2 separate regions of the Homo sapiens genome follow, and region 2 is linked to region 1. Evidence: chromatin contacts called from ENCODE Hi-C or POLR2A ChIA-PET data. All regions are on one chromosome and are shown on one strand. Each heading gives the region's core, a stretch centred on a gene start or an enhancer-like site at or near the end of the contact. The rest is flanking DNA. Distances are from core to core; before and after follow the strand shown. Region 1 overlaps MEGF6 (multiple EGF like domains 6). Region 2 holds the start of LRRC47 (leucine rich repeat containing 47).

Evidence for each region. A loop is a pair of places that touch in the nucleus more often than their neighbours do. ChIA-PET counts read pairs that join two places held with the same protein, here RNA polymerase II (POLR2A). Pooled maps may share reads with other maps.
Region 2: a map of mesothelial cell of epicardium shows a loop between it and region 1 (20-fold over the local background). The contact joins the promoter of LRRC47 here to the enhancer-like site in region 1. A Hi-C loop is called at or near these places in 2 of 168 maps with a recorded cell type or tissue (mesothelial cell of epicardium and naive thymus-derived CD4-positive, alpha-beta T cell) and 5 of 50 pooled maps. POLR2A ChIA-PET finds 5 or more read pairs at or near these places in 2 of 52 experiments (CD4-positive, alpha-beta T cell and H1).

The regions. Positions count from the first base shown.
Region 1 is chr1:3,537,273-3,541,960 of GRCh38, reverse strand. All of the region lies in intron 4 of MEGF6 (multiple EGF like domains 6), which reads left to right. Among named protein-coding and RNA genes, the nearest start is that of MIR551A, 21 kb to the left of the region's middle. Within about 2 kb of position 1,825, at least 14 of the 41 ENCODE cell types and tissues checked have a DNase peak (open chromatin) inside an H3K27ac peak, as active enhancers do.
Region 2 is chr1:3,794,532-3,799,219 of GRCh38, reverse strand. LRRC47 (leucine rich repeat containing 47) reads left to right here and starts at 2,722. Exons shown (of 7, transcript NM_020710.3): 1 at 2,722-3,358. The coding sequence starts at 2,744. RefSeq lists an enhancer at 2,541-2,835 and a silencer at 2,951-3,160.

The DNA of each region.
Region 1 (4,688 bases), core at 576-3,075:
AGCTGGGTTTTCATCGGAGTGTCTGTGGGACGCGGGTGGGCTCTGTGGGATGCCACCCTTCTCAAGAGCAAAGGGACCTGCTGTAAGGGGGTGAGCTCAGGGTAGCAGGGACCACCAGAGACTCCCCCCACGGTGCCCCCAGGGAGCCCCTGTGCCCGGGAGTCTGTCGCTCTGCCCTTCCCACCCATCCCCGCCCACTCTCTGCTGCCACTGTGGGCTCGGCCTTTCACACCCTTGCCTGCTGCCTGAGGGCACTGCCAGGTTCCCACTGTCCCCAGGGAGAGGAAGGCATGTGGGAAGTGACCGAGGGCTGCGGGCTAGGAAGCCTGGGCGCTGACCGGCTGCCCCCCTCGGGCCAGCTGTGCCTCTCCCGCGGAGCCCAGGCACGGGAGAAACGAGTGGGCAAGGGGGCCTGATTTGGACCCTGGTCCTGGCACCCAGGCCAGGTGCCCGCATGTCCGCCTGCACTCCATGAGCCCCTTGGTGCTGGAGCTTTTTCTCTGACCTTCCTGTGGGAGCAACACTTTGTCCCACCCATGGCAGGGCCTCCACCCAGGAGAACGGCATTTCCACGGGAGTCTCCTGGGGAGGCTTTAATGCTTCCAGGACTTTGTTGCTTCCTGGGACGATGTGCTCTTGCTGAACCGGAAGAGTGGTCATGGTGGCCGAAAGCCTCCGCAAGCCCTGTGCGACCCACACTCCATGCCAAGCCTGGGCGGCAGCCCCGCTCTGTGACGCTCAGTGCTGAGGCCCCCCACGGGGCAGTGCCATGGGGGATTTAGAGAATGGAGCAAGAGGCCCAGAGGGCGCAGGAGCATTTGCGGAGTCAGAGCTGGAGGGTGGCAGAGGGGACAGGTGCCCAGAGCCCTTTGAAGTCCAGGGCCCCAGCCTGCGCCTGGCCCCACCCCGCCCTGACACCTGGGCTGCTGACTGTTTGGCCCCAGGATGCCATCTCCCCTTTCTAGCTGGTGGCTTCTCTGGATGTGGAAGAGGCTTCTTACTCATTCCCAGTCCCCATGCCAGAAGCGCCCAGCCCTTAGTGGGTATTCCACAAACATCTGGTGCCGCGACCTGAATGTCGGTGTCCCTGCAAAATTCCTGCGTTCGAGTGGACTCCCCAGTGTGATGGTGTGAAGAGGTGGGGCCTCGTAGGCAGTGAGGAGGCCAGGAAGGCTCTGCCGTGGGGAATGGGATGACTGCCCCAGAAAAGATCGGAGGGAGTGGTTCCCTTTCTGCCCTGTGAAGCTGCCCTGAGAAGCTGCCCTGGAGGATCCAGAGGGCTGGTCTGCCGTGCCTGGATCTTGGACTTCCCAGCCTCTGGAGCTGTAAGACATACATCCAGGGGTTTGTAAATTACCCAGACTAAGGCGTCCTGTAGGAGCAGCAGGAGTGAACAAGCAAACACAGCTGTGGGGAAGGCTGCCCTCGCAGGGAAAGAGATGGAGGTGTGGTGAGGCCTCAGCATCCCTCGCCCATGGGCCCTGGAGCCCAGGCCTGAACCTGGGCCTTCCGGTTGCAAAGCTGGGGCCACGTTCCTGTGGGTGGCTGAATCTGGGCCTCCCCAGGCCAACATTCTTCAGCTGGCTGTCTTCCCAGTGCAGCGGGAAACCCGGCTGCAAGGTGTGTTCCTTCCAGGCAGGATGGCAGCATTTCCGACAGGGCGTCTGTGGTCAGAGGCCTGCTCCGTCCGAGGCGCTGCGAGTGAAAAGCTTTCATTTCCGACTCTAATGAGCACACCCTGGCAGGCACGTTCTCAGTTAAGGCCAAGCCGGGAAAATAATAGCCTTCAGCGTCAGCGGTGAGAGCCAGCCCAGCAACAGAAAGACAAGAGGCTTTCTCTGACTGCCTAGAACCAGGACGCTGGGGCAGTTTCCTGGAGGACACCCCGAGCTGGGCAGCCTGCAGGCATCTGTGGCCGTGCTCCAGATAAACACGGAGGGCTGAAGGGCTGGTGGGTTTAGGCAGCAGCCCAGAAGGCCTGGGTTTGGATCCCAGCCTCGATGCTGGACAGGTGCGACCCCGGGGGCCTGCGTAACTCTCGCAGGCTGCAGTCCTCAGACTTGGAGCTTGGGGAGGCTCAGTGGACACCTTCACATGGCAAAGCTCAGCGCACCCTGGGACCCTGGCCTGGCCCGGGAGCCATCTGTTGGGAAGATAAGCCTGGGCCTGGGAAGGTGACCAGTGGATGCTTCAGGCAAGGCCTTGCCCTTGTCCTAGAAGCTTCTGTCACCAAGCCAAGGGCCTCCTGGGCTGGGGAAACCGAGGCGCCCAGGTAGCCACTTTTCTCCAGTCCTCCCGGAAGCCCCAGTGGCCCCAGCTTGGTTTCCCAGGGGCTACTCATGAGGAGGTTGGGGCGATTGTGCCCCAGAGTCAGGGGCTGTGAACTCTCAGAACTGCGGATGCCTCGGGAGGGCAGGTGCCTCCTGCATGACCCGGGCCAAGTCACGTTCCCCCTGTGCCTCCTAAGAGTGGAACCCACCATTCCCTCCTGGCAGGGCCGAGGTGCTGAGCCAGGCGTGTGCAGGTGGGGCCGTGTTCCTAGGAAGGAGAGACCCGCTGAGCCCCCTGAGCCTCCCCCTCTCCCGTCGTGTTCCCTCTACTTTTATCTCCCACAGCCACCCCGGCCCCTCCCCCATGCATCTCTGCTGGCCCTGCCTGGCCTTTCTGTCCGGGGGCCAGCCTCCTGATGGGAGGCCGCTGCTGCCTGTGTCCCTGGCCCCTGCTCATCTCTGGGCCTTGGGTCTGTAGTGACACTGCACCTTAGACCCGGTGCCCTGGGCCGCCTCCCCACCACGCCCCATCTCTTCCCCAGGGCACCCTTGATCACTGGATTCGGCCCAGGCCTTTCCCTGATCCTCTACCCCTCACCCCCTGGGATCCTACTGGGCTCTTGACCCCACTGAGGCCTGTTCATGTCCCTGAAAATGTCATGTCCAAAGGCCAGCTGAGTGCCACCTCCTCCAGGAAGCCTCCCGGATCACTCCTCTGAGTACAGTGTGAGACCTGGGGCATCCTCTTGCCTGTCTGCATTCTCCGCTCCCCTGGCAGCTCTGATGTCCCAGCAAGAGTCTGGGCCCCGGGGCGTGGGGCTGGCCTTGCCTGGGGGCTACATCCCCAGCGGGTGCTGTGTCAGCCCTCGAGGGCTCAGGTGCCCCCGGGCCTCGCACAGCTGGGTGGGAAAGAGCCTGGTAACAGAGAACCCACAGACAGCGCGGACACACACACACACACACACACACACACACACACACACACACACACACAGGCACATGCTCTGCTGGCCGGCAGCAGAGCCTCACGGGGACAGACCAGGCCTCAGGCTCTCGGGGGCTGCTCTGGGAGTCTGATGCCTCCCTCAGAGCCAGGAGACAGGACCACTCCATCGTGGGCTCACCTGGGGGCTGGTGTGTACAAGAGAAGGGGGCTCCCCCCTGTTTCTGCCTGGCCCCAGCCAGGGACAGCTGCAGTCAGGAATGGCAGCTGGGCTCGCGGAAACAGCGGTGGTTTCAATTTTCCTTCCTTTGGCTTGGGCGAGGAGTGGAGACAGGGTAATGGGTTTACCATGAGGCTGACATTGGAATGGTTCGGGGAGGCCCCTGCCAGGCCCTGTGTGCTCTGAGGCCGGGTGGGGGCCCCCCCTGCTCCTGATAGAAGCTCTGTGGTGGCGACAGTGGGAGAAGGGGTGCGAGGAACGCTGGGGAGGCCGGTCTGCTCTGTCTCCGCAGGGAGGCAGCTTGGACTGTGTGAGACCCCAGACCACAAATGGACCTCCTGCTCTGGGCTGGGCTCTGGAGGTCAACGGTTGGAAACCGCCAGGCAGATCCACGTGCCACTTGCAGGGGCGGGGTGGCATGGGATGGCTTTGGGGCTTAGGAGCCTTGAGCCCACGAAGGCAGATTAAAGAGAAGCTTGAGAGTGGCCTCCTTCTAGTACCTTCTGGGCCATGCTGTCTGCAGTGGGGGCCAGCAGGTGCACACTGACCACTGCCCTGTCCTTGCAGCCCTGTGCCCCTTGCTGCTCTGGGTGGCTCCTTTCCCCCACTCCAAGCCTGGTCCCAGCCCCTCCCAGGCCACCCATCTCCACCCTCTCCCTGCATTAGCTGGGATGGTCTCCACCTGTGCATGGACCAGCACTTTTGCGGGGGACACGCCCTTACCTTCCAGTGTCCATGGCCCACCCCATCATCCCATCCAGACCCCAGGCCAGGTCCCCTTACCAATGCGTGTGCCCAGGGCAGGGGTGGGATGAGAGGACCAAGAATCTCACACTTGCTTTTAAATGTCATGGCCGGAAGTGATGCCTGTGCCCTCTGCTCATGTGGCCACACCCGCCTTCTCCCGCCTTCCGTGGGAGCGGGGAAGAGTGAGCTGCAGGTGTCCGTGAGGGCAGAGCCCAGGGCCCGGTGCCCCCCGGCCACTCGTTCAGGGTCCATCTGCCCACCTAGGAGCACCCCTGGCCTGGCACACAGAGCACACACAGGTAGTTGTGGGCGGTGGTGATCGCCGCTCCACCTGGGTGCCTGCTGGGCCTGTAACCTTCTCCCTGCAACATGGCCACCTCGGTCAGGACTATGGGCCGTGGCTCCCGGTAGCTTCTCTGAGTGTCACTCCTTTCTCTCATACCCTCAACCCCCCGCCACCAGCCAAGGGCTTAGCTCCTTCCCCCTGTTTCATGCCAGGTGCTGGGTC
Region 2 (4,688 bases), core at 1,473-3,972, 260 kb before region 1:
TCTCCTGGATCAGGAAAAAGGCCTAGCAAAGCAAGGATACTATCTTCAGAATGTGGATTTCCCCCACAATAGGCAGCCTTGCAGGATTGTTTTAAGATACAGCAAGGAAATATAATTTGGGGTAAAATACTTCAATTTCCTTCAGGGCCTTGATCAGTCACATAATGCTCTACTAGAAACAGGCTAGAATTTGGTATCATTGCTACAAAGAGTCAGCTTTGTCAGTCTTTTATTGTTGTTGTTATTTTGAGATGGAGTCTCGCTCTGTCACCCAGGCTGGAATGCAGTGGTGCAATCTTGGCTCACTGCAACCTCCGCCTCCTAGGTTTAAGCAATTCTCCTGCCTCAGCCTCCCGAGTAGCTTGGATTACAGGCGCCCGCCACCATGCCCAGCTAATTTTTGTATTTTTAGTAGGGATGGGTTTTCACCATGTTGGTCAGGCTGGTCTCAAACTCCTGACCTCAAGTGATCCACCCGCCATGGCCTCTCAAAGTGCTGGGATTACAGCCATGAGCCACCACACCTGGCCTGGCTTTGTCAGTCTTAAAGTCTGTGTTGATATTAATGATGGTCAGGTGGGCCTGAATTCCCAAAGGGAGGAGAATATAATGAGGCATGTCCAACCCCTACCCCTCCACATCCGACCCTTCCCATCATGGCCTGAACTAGTTTTTCAGATTAACTAGGGAATGCCCTTGGCCCAGAGGAGGGGTCCACTCAGATGGTTGGGGGGCTTAGAATTTTATTTTATTTTTATTTATTTATTTTGAGACGGAGTCTCACTCTGTCGCCCAGGCTGGAGTGCAGTGGCGCAATCTCCGCTCACTGCAAGCTCCGCCCTCTGGGTTCTTGCCATTCTCCTGCCTCAGCCTCCCGAGTAGCTGGGACTACAGGCGCCTGCCACCAAGCCCGGCTAATTTTTTTTGTATTTTTAGTAGAGACGGGGTTTCACCGTGTTCACCAGGATGGTCTCGATCTCCTGACCTGGTGATCCGCCCGCCTCGGCCTTCCAAAGTGCTGGGATTACAGGCATGAGCCACCGTGCCCAGCCTCTAGAATTTTATTTTTTGGCCAGGTTTGGTGACTCACACCTGTAATCCTAGCAATTTGGGAGGTTGAGGCAGGTGGATTGCTTGAGTTCATGGGTTTGAGACCAGCCTAGGCAACATGGCAAAACCCCAGCTCTACAAAAAATACAAAAATTAGCCAGGCGTGGTGGCACATGCCTGTGGTACCAGCTACTCAGGGGCTGAGGTGGGAGGATCACTGGAGCCAGGGAAGTTGAGGCTGCAATGAGCCGAGCTGGAACCACTGCACTCCAGCCTGGGTAACAGAGCAAGACTCTGTCTCAATAAATAAATAAATAAATAAATAAGAATTTGGGGGCTGGGTGCGGTGGCTTGTGCCTGTGAGCCCAGCACTTTGGGGGGCTGAGGCGAGCAGATCACCTGAGGTCAGGTGTTCGAGACCAGCCTGGCCAACATGGCGAAAACCGGTTAATATAAAAATTATATTAACACGGTTAATATAAAAATTAACCGGCCACGGTGGCATGCACCTGTAGTTCCAGCGGGAGGCTGAGGCAGGAGAATTGCTTGAACCCAGGAGGCGGAGGTTGCAGTGAACCAAGATAGCATCACTGCACTCCAGCCTGGGTGACAGAGCGAGACTCCGTCTCAAGAAAAAAAAAAGAATTTTGGTTTTGGTTTACACCACTCAAAAGTGCAGGAATTCCAAAACAAGCCGGTCGGGGCACAGTAGAGCACAGACTCTGGCTCCTCCATCCGCCCGCACCCCACCCTGTGAAAGGAAAATAAATCTCAAAACCCCACAATCACTAAGTCAAAGGAAAAAGTCAAGCTGGGAACTGCTTCGGGCAAATCGGCCTCCCGTCTTATTCCTAAATAAGATAGTTACAAATACATATTTTTAAAGCTACACACCTCCCTCACAATTTGCCCACAAAGAAATTCTCTGTGGGCCTCAAGATCTTTACCCTAAAACAGTTCTGTTGAATTTCACCCTGGCAATGCAAATTGATAGCTTCCCTTCACAGGTGCGAGACAAAGGACTGAACTCAAAGCCATCCCTCTGCTCACCTAGACAAATGCATATCTGATCGCTTCCTTTGCTCTACTGTTTACGTAGAAATGAAGATTCAGTAAGCCAGACTAAAGCATAAGCGACTATTCCTCTACCCGCGTCTCACATGCATAATAAATTGTGCAGTCAGCGAAAGGCTGAACAAAGACTCAAAAGAATGCACCCTCCGGTCTCTTCTCTACCTGTGACCTGAAAGCCCTCTCCTGGAATTGTCCAGCCTTTCTGGGCTGAACCAAGGTACACTCGCACGTGTTGATTGATGTCTCACGTCTCCCCAAAATGTACAAAACCAAGCTGCATCCCAACTTCCCTGGGCACCATCGTCACGATCTCCTAGGGTTGTGACACTGGCGTGTCCTTAACCTTGGCAAAATAAACTTTTTACATTTCATTGAGTCCTGTCTCAGATATTTTTGGGTTCATAACCCCCACCCTCACCCCTACCCGCGGAGAGAGCGAGCCGCTCTCCAGCCCCTCCCCGGCTCTACGCAGGAGAGGCCACTCTCCTCTATGGCACGCGCGGCGGCACTCTAGCAGCCAGGTGGCTTCTCTATGGGCTTTTCCGGCACAGGTCGGAAGTGGCGCGCGCTGCCCCGGAAGCACCCTGGTGGGTGGGTGCCTGCCAGCAGCTGAGGCGCCATGGCGGCGGCAGCGGTGTCAGAGTCTTGGCCGGAGCTGGAGCTGGCTGAGCGCGAGCGGCGGCGGGAGCTGCTGCTGACGGGGCCCGGGCTGGAGGAGCGAGTGCGGGCGGCGGGTGGGCAGCTGCCGCCGCGGCTTTTCACCCTGCCGCTGCTGCACTACTTGGAAGTGAGCGGCTGCGGGAGCTTGCGCGCGCCGGGGCCTGGCCTGGCGCAGGGCCTGCCGCAGCTGCACAGCCTCGTGCTGCGGCGCAACGCGCTGGGGCCCGGCCTGAGCCCCGAGCTCGGGCCGCTGCCTGCCCTTCGGGTGCTCGACCTGTCGGGCAACGCGCTGGAGGCGCTGCCGCCGGGCCAAGGCCTGGGCCCCGCCGAGCCGCCGGGCCTTCCGCAGCTGCAGAGCCTCAACCTCAGCGGCAACCGGCTGCGCGAGCTGCCAGCCGACCTGGCGCGCTGCGCCCCGCGCCTGCAGAGCCTCAACCTCACCGGCAATTGCCTAGACTCCTTTCCCGCCGAGCTCTTTCGCCCCGGCGCGCTGCCCCTGCTCAGTGAACTGGCGGCTGCTGACAACTGCCTCCGAGAACTCAGCCCCGACATCGCCCACCTGGCCTCGCTCAAGGTCAGCGGGGGCTGCCCGGGCGGGGCGGGATGGGGCCTTGGAGTAGCCCTGGAGAAGGAACCCCTCTCGGGGCCGAGCAGTTCCTAGTGACGCCCCCTGGGGCACTGGGCCCAGGGAATTCCTACAAGGCTGAAAGGAGCCAGCTGCGGGGGGCATCACCCCTGGGAAGCAGATGCCGCCTTCCAACTCCCCCTTCTCCTGGCCACACCAACATACTAGGTGGCCTCTGAACTCCCCCGCATTCTGTTAACTGGACTTTTACACGTGGTACGCTATTTTGTAATTGTTAGCAAACCTGGCTTCTCCTGTAGATCGAGCGTAGAGACCTGTCTTTTTTGTATCTAGTACTTGTGAAGTGACTTGAGAGTGAGTCTGGTGGTGAAGGGGGCACCCTGGATTTTGCATAATGCCACATGCTGTGATCTTGAAGATTATATTTCACTTCATCCTAATAGCAGCTTTCCAAGGTAGGGGTGGTTATTCCTGTTTTACAGAAAGCCAAAGGGCCTGCCCAAAGTAAGCAGCAGGTAACTTGGGTTTTTCTCCAGACTATATTGTCCAGCGTCTGTTTACTAATTAATCTTGGATCCCCAGGCCCCGCGATAATGCTTGGCCTATAACAGGTGCCCATTGAATCTGTTGCCTAAAAGAAAGTAGGGAAGCCACATGGCAGAACCACGACCTAAACCCAGCCAGATGTTCTCTCCATCTTCTCTTTTGGTTTCATCCTTAAGGCAGTCCTGCATTTCTTCCCCCATTTTTCGTCTTTGAATTTATGCAGACATTTCTTTTTTTTTTTTTTTTTTTTGAGATGTAGTCTGGTCCTGTCACCCAGGCTGGAGTGCAGTGGCGCGATCTCGGCTCACTTCAACCTCCGCCTCCCGGGTTCAAGCGGTTCTTCTGCCTCAGCCTCCTGAGTAGCTGGGCTTACAGGCGCACACCACCACGCCCGGCTAACTTTTGTGTTTTTAGTAGAGACGGGTTTCACTGTGTTGGTCAGGCTGGTCTCGAACTCCTGACCTCATGTGATCCGCCTGTCTCGGCCTTCCAAAGTGCTAGGATTACAGGTGTGAGCCACCGCGCCTGGCCTATGTGGACATTTCTTAATAAAATACGTATACACTTTAGCAGCTTATCTATTTATTTGCTGTAGCAATTCCTCAAGACATTGCAACTCATTTTACAAGTAACATATCTATATAAGGATATATAGACAAACCCTGGCCGGGCGCGGTGGCTCACACCTGTAATCCCAGCACTTTGGGAAGCTGAGGCGGGCAGATCGCTTGAGGTCACACCACCAGCCTGGCCAACATGGTGAAACCCCATC